Linked DNA regions of Mus musculus: region 1 is linked to region 2. The links are chromatin contacts, found by POLR2A ChIA-PET in ENCODE. All regions are on one chromosome and are shown on one strand. The core of a region is the stretch at or near the end of the contact, and the rest is flanking DNA. Distances in the headings are between cores, read along the strand shown. Region 1 holds the start of Slc25a36 (solute carrier family 25, member 36). Region 2 holds the start of Spsb4 (splA/ryanodine receptor domain and SOCS box containing 4).

What was found. ChIA-PET counts read pairs that join two places held with the same protein, here RNA polymerase II (POLR2A).
Region 1: POLR2A ChIA-PET joins it to region 2 with 10 read pairs in Patski. The contact joins the promoter of Slc25a36 here to the promoter of Spsb4 in region 2. POLR2A ChIA-PET finds 5 or more read pairs at or near these places in 3 of 5 experiments (Patski and embryonic stem cell).

What each region holds. Positions count from the first base shown.
Region 1 is chr9:97,109,197-97,115,110 of GRCm38, forward strand. Slc25a36 (solute carrier family 25, member 36) reads right to left here and starts at 1,845. Exons shown (of 7, transcript NM_138756.4): 1 at 1,715-1,845. The coding sequence starts at 1,755.
Region 2 is chr9:97,016,292-97,021,721 of GRCm38, forward strand. Spsb4 (splA/ryanodine receptor domain and SOCS box containing 4) reads right to left here and starts at 2,064. Exons shown (of 3, transcript NM_145134.3): 1 at 1,903-2,064. Gm16010 (a long non-coding RNA gene) reads left to right here. Exons shown (of 3, transcript XR_871043.3): 1 at 1-50; 2 at 336-1,475; 3 at 1,702-5,430.

The sequences.
Region 1 (5,914 bases), core at 595-3,094, 93 kb after region 2:
ACTGGAAAAATCCACATTCAGACTAACATTTATATCCTACACATGCATGTGCTTTAACAAAACTTACACACACACATATGCCTGGACAAAGAATAACAAAGGAGCCACGCAAGGGCTCTAGAAGAGACCATTGTCAACTCTGCTCTACAGGAGAAGTGATTAAAGACTTCTATTTCTTAACTCAAAACAAATTAAAATACCAACCTGAACTACATCTATGGTCTTCTAACTTTCAGAAGATCTAACTACAAGTAGAAATCCAACTACAAGATGCTATCCTTACTTTCTCCTACTCCGCCCCCCCCCCCAACACACACACTCGGAGAAAGAGGGGGGAGGAGAGAGGGAAAGAGAGATTAATAAAATGTTCTAAGGGACCAGGCAGTGGTGGCACACACCTTTAATCCCAGCACTTTGGAGGCAGAGACAGGCGGATTTCTGAGTTCGAGGCCAGCCTGGTCTACAGAGTCAGTTCCTGGACAGCCAGGGCTACACAGAGAAACCCTGTCTCGAAAAACAAAAACAAAACAACAGAAAAAAAAATGTTCTAAGGGCCCGAGGATGGAGCCCAGTGGCAGAGAACTTGACTAGCAGGTGCCAAGTACAGGTACTGCAGAAATTAAATTAGCCCTTTACTGGCAGGAAGCATTTTAGAAACACAAAAGGCAAACTGCTCCTCATAAAATTAGTAGTTGCTTTAATGGCAGAATAGTGGACCGTTCAAAATTGGTGAATCATAAATGTTGAATGAAATGTGTGACAACAATGTAAAGTACTGTCATATTGGCAACAGAATCTCCACACATTAACTCAAAGCAAACAACCATGCAAAGAATGCATACATATATGTATGTATCCCTTAAAGTGGCTGATCCAAGAATCAAACCACCAAACTTTAAAATACTACTTTATTCTGTTATATAGGTTAAAAAGTTAATTCACCATAGCGATTTTTTGTGACAACTTTATAGTCTTGCAGGTAAAAGTCTTAACGTTGCTCTATTATTTCTCTAAATAACTGGGAAGGAACATATCGAATGGAGGAACAAACTTGGCTCAGCAAAATGGCTGTAGCTGGGGGATCAGCAAACCAGACTTCGGGCTCCACACTAATCCTGTACACATATATAATGATTTCATTTAGTAGTCGCCTTCTCTCAAACCATCCATACCCCTTCTCCAAAGCAGGCAGTGCTGAAGGGTCGGGGGGGGGGGGGAGGGGGTTGCCTTCCCATCTCAAGAAAAGAAAAGAAAAGAAAAGAAAAGAAAAGAAAAGAAAAGAAAAGAAAAGAAAGAGAGATTGATTGATTTCAAAGTCACTGCCACTTTTGCACCATCTCCCGCAAACCGGGGCAGGCAAGGGAGAGAAAATTTTCCGAAGCTGGAAATAACCTCTGCGCACCGCGGGCGAGCACTGCAACGCCTTCCCCGCCGGCTACGACGCCGGCCAGCAGCAAAGGCGCAGCGGCGGCCGGAAACAAGGTCGCCCGCGAACGTGGGCAACGTGAGGCCCAGTCGTGCGGGACGGGGAGGCCGAGCCTGCTCCCATTTTGTCGCCATGGCCGAGCCTCCTCCGCGAGGTCCGGGTCCGTGTGCCTCCGCTGTCGCGCAGTACCGGACGAGCTAGGCCGCGACTCACGCCCTGCCCCCGCCCAGGCTCGGCGTGGCCTTCGCAGGCCCGTGGCCTCCAGCCCGCGCGCCCCAGCGACCTTACCCCCCGGCAAACAGATGCACCAGCGTGTCCCTCTGGCTCATTCTCTCTTCTGCATGTCCTCCGGGAGTAGAGGCGGGACGCGGACCCAGCAGGCCGCCACGGCCAGCGGCGAGGGCCAAGAAGGGGGACGCAAGGGAGTGGGCGGAGCCGCCGCTGCGGAAGGCCACCCGCGAACCCACCCCACGGGGTTCCTGCTCCAGCGAGCTCCGTCGGACTGCGCAGTGAGAGTCGTGAGGAGTCGGAGGTCCCTACATAAACAGAAGCTCCTATTGGCTTAGGCCGCGTGACGTCACGAGGTTCGCACGCCTCTTTCACGTGATCGCCCAGGGGGCTCTTCAATGAAGGGCCGTGGGGCAGGACGGGAATGCTTGCTGGTGCGTAGTGGGTCGGCTCGCACTCTCATCCGATGCGCTGATCAGCAGGTCGCTCAGCCCTCGCCACTTAACCTGCGCTGGCCGGCTCTTGACGATCTAGGATAAAACCCTAGCGGCCCAGGGCCACAGCAAGTTTTTGGGTTTAGAACTGAGCCTTTCTGTTTCCCCGTGTTTGCCTTGGAAATCACTTGTGCGAATATACTCGCTTGCACTCTCACAAACAGCACGGCATTAAACATGATCATTAAACATAAGCGTTAAATTGGGATCTGTTGTGGAGTGGCGAGATAAATCGGGTTTTTTTGGTTTTTTTTTTTTGTTTGTTTTTTGTTTTTTGGTCAGGAAAGAGATGCAAAATCTCACTTTGAGACCAACCCTGGCTGCTCTCTGGGGCTTGCCCTCCAACTCAGAGACCTGTGCAAGCCTTAGACTCCCAAGTGAAGGGATTAAAGGCGGTCCACACTCTGTGGAACATTCCTGAGATGGAATGCTGACGGAGAATTCCTGACAGGTCTAAGGTAGAGTCACATGAGGGAAAAGTGTTCAATAAAAGGCAAGTAGATTAAAATGTGAAGGTTTACTACAGGAATAAACCAGCTACTTATTTTACTAATCAACACATTTCTTACATGTATATGTTGGACTAGGGAAAGTTTTCTTTCTCTAGAAAATGGCCATTATTTCAATTTTTTGTTAACTGCTTATTTGCAAGGTACAGATGAATCGTCAAAATAAAATAAATAGATATCAATATGCTAATCACACAGAAGGAACAGAAATATATCTCATTATTTCTTTCTCTTCATCCCCCTCCCCCATAAAACTGCCCTTCCATTTGCAGGGGCCCCATCACCCTTTCCAGCCCACATGAAATTTTCCAGAGCCACTTACGGGCACAACTTGACAAAATTCTAACTGCTTTAGCTCTCTCCGTGTTGTCCGGCAACTAAATTCCTACAAAACGTACAGACTGCAAATGTCCATGCCACTGTAAAGGACTGAGTGTGTAAATTACTTAAAGCATTTCAGCAGTGCAGAGTGTTCCTTATCTGATTATTATTGTTGGGGGAGGGGCACTGCAACCAAAGTCCTTGGCCCAGGGCTTACCCAACTCACCCCCAGTACAGCCTGACTTCTGAGCTTTACTGTTGAAATGAGAACAGTCTATTAGAGCGGGAAAGGATGACAAAGGGGCAAAACTGGAAGAGCGGACACAAAGAGTGACGACAACCCTAGCCAAATGACAAAGATTTCCGCAAGACATCCAACGGGTATTTTCTTTATATGGCAGTTGTGTTGAGACACAACTCCCAGGACACATGTCTCTTTAAAATGTGTGGTTTAGCCGGGCAGTGGTAGCGCACAACTTTAATCCCAGCACTTGAGAGGCAGTGGCAGGTGGATTTCTGAGTTCGAGGCCAACCTGGTCTACAGAGGTAGACAGAAGGACAGCCAGGGCTACACAGAGAAACCCTGTCCCGAAAAAGTATATATATATATATATATATATATATATATATATATATATATATATATATATATATATATATATATATATATATATATATATGTGTGTGTGTGTGTGTGTGTGTGTGTGTGGTTTGGTGGGTTTTAGTATATTTTCCTGGTTGTGTAGCCCTCACCGACCTATTTCCCGACCGCTTCCTCACCCACAATGCAGCCACGTGTTTGTTAGGAGTCGCTCCCATTCGCCCCTCCTCTTCCCTAGAAACCACTGATCTAGTTTCTATCCCTCTGGTTTTGTCTATGCCGCACATTACTTATAAATAAATACATATTTTTAAAAATGGTGTGTGGCCTTTGGTGTGAGGAATTTTTCACTAAAAGTGTCTTCGAAATCCACTCGAGTGTTGCTGCAGGATGGATGCTTCGTTCCCTTTCACGGCAGAACCTCGTTGCTTGACTGAATACTTGACTGATCGGTATTCAGAGAACGAGCCCTTGTTTCCACTCTGAGGCTGTCCCCAACGCTGCGGCTGTGAACAAGTTCTATGGGCATGTTCTTGTACCATCACAGTTATTCCTGGGTCGGTGACAAGACAGTGTTGCTGGTCCCCTTTCTGTCTCTCTTGGAGGCCACTGTGGGTGCAGACCCAGCACATTGTGCTAATTCGGGCGCCGTCCTCTGGGGCACCGCTGCTGAAGTCTATAAGGACTCAGGCTTGAGCAAACCGCCAAGCCTGCTGGGTTCACAGCACTGTCATCGCCTTCTTTATCTCTCCGGATAGAACACTGCTTCACTGAATTCTTTCCATAGGCCCCGTTGTCCTTTCTAGAAGCTTTTACGAGCTTTCCTGAAGGCCGGTATTAGGGCCAGGTGAATGGAGCCAAAGGAAACGTTCCCCCAGTTTACCCATCCCCCTTCTCAATCTCTACCAAGAGGACTTCTGGGAGATACAATCTTTTAGTGAGGAGGGACCAAAGTGATCTTCTCTGTCACGATAGTTGGTCACAAGTACTTCAAAAACAGAGGCCTCACCTTCCTGACTAACAATGGTTTCTAATTTCAATTGCTAAAGAGTTGAAGAAAGTTCTTAGTAGCTAGAGAGTGGGGGTGGGGTAGGGCACAGCTAGACAGAGGTCTTCTTTTCTTCTCTGTTTTTCTGTTATTTTTATTTCTTGTAGGTTAAGAAAATTTAATCGGGCGGGGGGGGGGCGCTTGTTTTTATTTTTGTTTTTTTGAGACAGGGTATCTCTGTGTAGCCCTGGCTGTCCTGGAACTTACTCTGTAGACCAGGCTGGCCTCGAACTCAGAAGTCGGCCTGGCTCTGCCTCCCAATTCCTGGGATTAAAGGCCTGTGCCACCACTACCCAGCGGTTTAGAAATTCTTAAAAGCTTCAGCCCTTAAAACAACAGTTTTAAGTGTTTGGTGGGGTTTTGTTGTATGCGGTTGTATTGTTGTGGTAAAACACCATAACCAAAAGCAACTTAAGCAAGAAGGGGGTTTATTTCAGCTTAGGGTTCCAGAAGAATAAGCGTGCATCACGGTGGAGAGGCCTTGCTACTGGCATGACAACTGAGCAGGAAGCCGAGGACTCACAGCCTCAGTGGTAGCCTTGGAAGCAGGCAGCCAACTGGGTGCGGCCCAGGTCTTCTTATGCCAAAGCCTGCTCCCAGTGATGTACCTTCTCCAGTAAGGCTTTACCGCCGAACCTCTCCAAACAGTGCCGCCAACTGAGGACCGAAGTATCACATGCCGGAACTATGGGGGGCATTCTCATTCAAACACCACAAAGGTGAAGCAGGTCGTCTTTTATGTGCCTTTTCTTTGCTTTTCTGTCCTCCTCCTTGCCCTCCTCCTCTCCCTCCTCCTCCTCTTCCTCTTCTCTCCCTCTCCCCATGGGGTCTCTTGCATCCTGGCTGCTCTTCAACTTACTACATATCTGATGGTGACCTTGAACTTCTTTCTGATCCTGACTCTACCTCCCAAGTGCTGGGATCACAGTTGTATGCCTCCACGCCTGCTTTTTATGTAGTCTTGTGATTTGAAGTACAGTTGCTGATAGACCCCAGGGCTCCATGCATGCTCTGCAAACACTCCCAGGGCTCCATGTGTTCTCCGCAAGCATTCTGCCAACTGAGCCACATCCCAGGCCCTAGTTTTACTTTTAGCAGTAAGTTAATGCGGAAGGGTTTAAAGAAAAAAAAATTAAAATCTTCTTGTCAGTGTCTTTTCCCACATCCTACTTTAAAGTGGAAACCATTGTCAATAGCTGGGTGACTATCCCTTCAGATACTTTTCGCCGAAATGATGATAATCTCGAAGTACTTCATATTTATACAGCACTCTGTATGGCTAGACCT
Region 2 (5,430 bases), core at 814-3,313:
TATCTGAAAAACTGAATCTTCTGGCTTTAGCACACGTTTTTCTTATTGAGGTAAGGCGCATATGTGTTATTTCTGTTTCACTCTCTCTGGGTAAATTGTCTGTAGTCTTTGTCCTTTGGGGCTCTTCCTTGTCTTGATTCTTTATACATTTTAAGCTGAGGCTAGAGCTTAGGGGTGGAGTGCTTATCTTGTATGCACAGAGCCCTAGGTTCCACTCCCAGCACACAGACACCCCAAATCGGTTCCCAATTGGAAGCTACGAAGCCACTGCAGTAAGTAGCATTTCTTTCCCAGCTCTGCCGTGACTTTTGACTTCTTCTGGTTTTTCCTTGCAGATTTTATTTCTATGTCACTGAATATCCTTAAAGTCGAAGAGAAATGAAAACTGAAGAGATATTTGCATGGCATAGCTGGTGAATCTAATTTTGTTCGCAGCTTGCCAGAAGTGGCTTAAATTCTTTTTACCGTCCTTGCTGTGGAAATCTGAAACATGGATTCAGGGTGTGTGTCTCAAAAACTGTGGCCGTCTGTAAAGGATGTCTATACCACACTTTTGACATTTTGTTGTTCTGCATAGAGGGTTTATCGGGCAGCCCAAAACCAATTGGGAGAGCGAGTGGAGCAGCGAGGTTGAAAGATCCTCCATCACCCTGAGCAATAGAAACTGCAGGCTTTAGTTGAAAGACAGAGGTGCCAAAGTGAGGAAACAGACAGGAAGCCTCAGGGGTTAGTCGCTTTCCACAGGGCACAGTGGGAAGTGAACTTTCCCCTTATCTCTTCTAAATCTAGATAGGCTCAACAACTGTTAGGGGCAGATGAATGGAAGGATAAGAGATGTTCACACCAATTCCTGGAGTAGGGAGGGAGAGGAACCAGGAGAAGGGGAAGAAAGGGGGAGGGGAGGAGGGCGAGGGGAAGCACAGAGCAGCGGACCTTAGAAGAATCGCTCAAGGTCACACCGCGGGATGGAGCTGAAAGCCGAATTCAAATCCAAGCCCGGGACTGCAGGACTGAAAGTTCTAGATAGAGCCACACAAACGTGCTCTCTTCTCTCTTCTTGACTCAGCAGCTCTCGCTTGGCCACGGGGCGGTGGGAATCACACTTCCTGGGCCTTTCTAGCCGGGAGTTTGGGGTCCCTTGTTTTTCCTGGACTTATTTGCCGCACTCCGGGCTTTGGCTTCCTCCTCCCTGCTTCCCAGAGCAGAATCCGGAGCCACCTATTCTCTCCAAGTTTGTCTCGCAGCCAGGCTGGGAACCGTGCGCGAGCGACTCCCGGACCCGGCAATCAGTCTTCCCTGCCCCAGCGTCGGAGACGAACAATCACCACCAGCGGCTGCTGAGTGCTAGACGCTTTACTCCCACAGCTCCAAAAGCCACAGACGAGCAGACCCCCAGAAATTAGTCCTCGCCACTCAGATGAGGCAGCTCTGCGAAATTGGATGATGTGCTTGGACTCACAAGGCTAATAACGCTAGTTAGTATCTAAGTGCTTTCTGAATGCCAGACGCGGGTCTCCGCACCACCCCAGCAGTTCCTCCAACACTCTAGTAAAAAAGGGCACACTATCACCCCCATCTTATGGATGAGGAAACCGTGGTTGTGGCACCTGGCCCAAGGTCACCCCAGAGAGTGACGGATATACGACCGGAACATAGTCGGTTGAGTCTGGGTTCAATTTGTGTGTGTTGTCTCCACTACAGGGAGAGCAGCGGTTTCAAACCTACAGTACCAGAGGCTGACCTCAACGCAACGCCCGAGGCTGGGCGCAAACCAACCAGTTCGGAATGCCATAATTCACAGAGACATTCCCACGGACCGGAACCAGAGAGTCCCCCAAGAGCACCGAGTGTGACCGGTACTGGCGGACGATCACCCCTTAGCAGGAGCTGGAGAACACTTACCATAAAAGAGAGGGCGAGCGCCTGCCTGGGAGGAATCCCCAGCGCTGGCAGGTCCGGGACTCCCGGGAGAGAGGTCTGCTGCCACTGCCGCCCACGCAGGGGCGCCCGAGCGACCCCGCGGATGCTGGCTGCTGCTTCTCAACCAGCGGCGCGTCCTCTCGACTTGTATCCGGCGGCAGCGCCCTCTCGCTCCGCAGGGTGCCCTGGAGTTAGGGACGTTCTTGGAGAAGTTGACGCTCGGGAGAGGCCGCCGAGGTCCGGTCCCGAGTAGTGAAGTGCCCCACTGCGCTGATCTCAGCGAGATGCGGAAGCCCTTGCCCTGATGGCCCTAAAGCTTGGCGCCTGACCTGGAGAGCGACGAGTCCCGCGCTCAGGGCACACGGGCCGCACCTCGGCCGCCCGTCCCCGGAGCACCGGGTTTCTTCCCTAGAGCACTGAGCACACGCCGCGAGGGCTGCAGTGGTGGCCAGGGCCCGGGCAGCTGTGCGCTCATTGCCTTCCCCAGGGGCTGAGCGCCTTTGTGCGCCGGGCGCGCCGACCGCCAGGGCCAGCTCTGGATGCTGCAGCCGCCGCCTCCCCCTCCTCCTCCACGGCCGCTCGCTCCCCGCCTTCCCGGCCGGCCCGGAGGCTGCAGCTGAAAGCCGATCCGGCTGAGCTCATCCCTGAAGGCCACTAATCCAATAGCCGCGGAAGGCGCGGCCGCCGGGAACGCCCCTTCCCCCACCATCCCGCGCCCCGGCCGTCCCAGCTCGGGCCGCTGCCGGCTCTGCCACCTTCTGGAGGCCACCAGCTGGCGGGAAAGGGAAGTGGAACCCTCGCCCGCGCCCCTGGGCCGAAGTGGCGCGGACGCCATTCACTCATCTGCGGACTGGCTAGCCTAGACACTCGCTCACACACGCGCTCATTCATGCGCATGGGTCCTCCCCCATTCATTCAAGCGTGCCTAGAGAGCCACGGTGGGTGTCCCTAGGGGCGGGGATGAAGAGAGGAGACATCACGGTCGCCAGATAGCTTTGGAGCCTGTATTGAAGGCCTGCGGGAAACAACGACTGGGAAAGAGAATGCTTTAATATACCCCCTTGCCTTAGGCACACACATGTCCACACTTTATTTCTGAGGCCAGACTCCAACTCATCTTTCAGAATCCAATTTCACGCAGCACCTGCTCCATGGTGCTTTTCCCCTGACCACCTGAGGCCCGAGAGAAGGATCATCGATCAGAGGGCTACCGAGAGCGCTGAAGGATGGCGGCTCCCTCGGTAACCAGAGCGCAGAGATAAGAGGGCGTGGCCAGAGCGAGGGATGCTCTGTACCTCCAAGTTGGCTTCCTTCCAGGCCAGGGCATCCTGCTTTCCATGCCAGAGTTGACATTAGGTCCATTCCATAGTCTTAACTGACCTCACCCCTCAGAAAGTGTCCTTTTTTTTCCCCCCATGTACACAGAAGATAAGCACCTGTAATTCAGCCCTGTGAGGGAAATGTGTTGACCAAGGCTCCAGGGTACCTCTCCCAGACTGGGGAGGGCAATTTGAGAATGTTTCCTTGTGGAAGTGTCTGCATGAATGAGCTGCTAGATGCAGAGACATCATAGTCTCATGGTAGGTACCTGTAACAGCCTGTGGTATGACTGGAGCCAAAACAGGAGGTAAGATGAAACGAGAGTAGGTACTTAGGGTCTTGGAGAGCATCCAAAGGGCTTGGCTTTTCCCCAAGATCAGTTTGGCAGGCCTCTTGACCTTCACAGATTTGCTGTCCAGAAAGATAATCCAGTGGCAGGATGGATAGATGGATGAATAGCACTGGCCAGCTTGGAAGCTGCTTCAGAGATCCAGGCAGTCAATGATGCTTTGTCGATTAGGACAGCTCAGTGGTGTGGCAGAGGGGTATTCTGAGCAAGTATTTGTGGCGCTCTTGGTTTTATTTGGGCTGCTTCATCTATATCTGCATGTCTGTCTCTCCGTACCTGTGTGTCTCTGCTCTTGGGACTGCACAGAAGAGCTGCTGAAGGGAATGTGACCCATGCACACATTTCCTTGTCCCCCCGAGTCCCCTCCCTCCCCAGGACATTTCTGGAGTACGTGCTCTGACCACGGCTGTGGTGCTAACAGAGCTGGACATCGTGAAATGAGAACCGAGGAAAACTCAGCAAACAGGAACTTAAGCAAGACTTTTCAAGGACTGGAGAGATGACTCAGACGGTTAAACCAGGCAGTGGGTGGTGCACGCCTTTAACCCCAGCATTCACTAGGCAGAGGCAGTCAGATCTTTTAGTTCAAGGCCAGCCTAGTCTACAGAATGAGTTCCAGGACAGCTATGGCTACCTAGAGAAACCCTGTGTCAAACAAACAAACAAACAAACAAACAAACAAACAAACAAAGTACTTGCTGCTCTTGCAGAGGACCAGGGTTCAGTTCCCAGCACTCACATGGTGGGTCACAGCTGTCCAGAATATCAGTTCCAGGGCATCAGATGCCTTCCTCTGACTTCCATCAGCACCAGGCATGTAAATAACACACATACATTCACACAGGCAAAGTACTCATACACTTAAAATAAACCCTGAAAAAAAAATACCATCCCCGGCTGATGGTTTTTCTACCTGGACCCCAATACAACTGCCAACACTCATTTCTTCCTTCTTTCTGGAAGACTTCACAATAGCTCTAGAACAAGGTGAGGAAGGGTCAAGGGTCACATTTTGAGAAACTGCTCCCCCAAATACATACCTGTGTGCCAGATAAGTTCTCTACACAAGCCTTTGTGACTTGCCTTGGGTATCAAGAAATGGGCACAATGGCACCCCCAAATATCACTAAAGTTCCCCCAAATCTTCCACCCCCTGAATAGCATAGGTATGGTGTGTCCCCAAGTTTGAAATGTGAACAAGTATCTGTTCATTCCACATAGGGTATCTATGGTGGAAATAATTCCACCCAAGCCTATTTTGGTGATCCATTAGTGTTACTTATAGAAGCACGGGAGGCACAGAGATATCACTAAAAAGCCCATCCCGGGATGGAGAGCAAGTGGAGCTCTGTGCACAGCTAGCGATCAGAAGAGCCTGCATGCTCCAGCTTTTACAAGCTCGAGAAGGAGCCTTGTGAATCTTGTAACTTTCATGAGCTTTCCGAGCCTTCTAAGTTTTATTAGCTTCCTGAGTTTTAGTTTAAAAAAAAAGAAGAAAAAGAAAAAGTCTTAGTAAACCTCTCTGAGAGAATGTTTCAATTCAGAGGAAACAACCGCACAAGAAGAAGGAACAATTGCCATTTGAGGAATGGCCTGGATCACCTGACCAAATGTTCTTTAAACTGAAGCTCGAAGCCTATAAACTGGCCTCTGATAATCTTTGACCCTGGATTGCCACATTCTGTCTCCCTTCCTCGGAAATGCAGGCTAGACTGCCTTGCTTTTCACAAATAGAACACAGTAAGACAGACATGCTGTCTTTCCCTCCTGGGATTGGATAAGGAAAAGGCTCCAGGCTCTGGGCACACATCATCTCTCTTGCTCTTTTGCCTTTTGCCCCC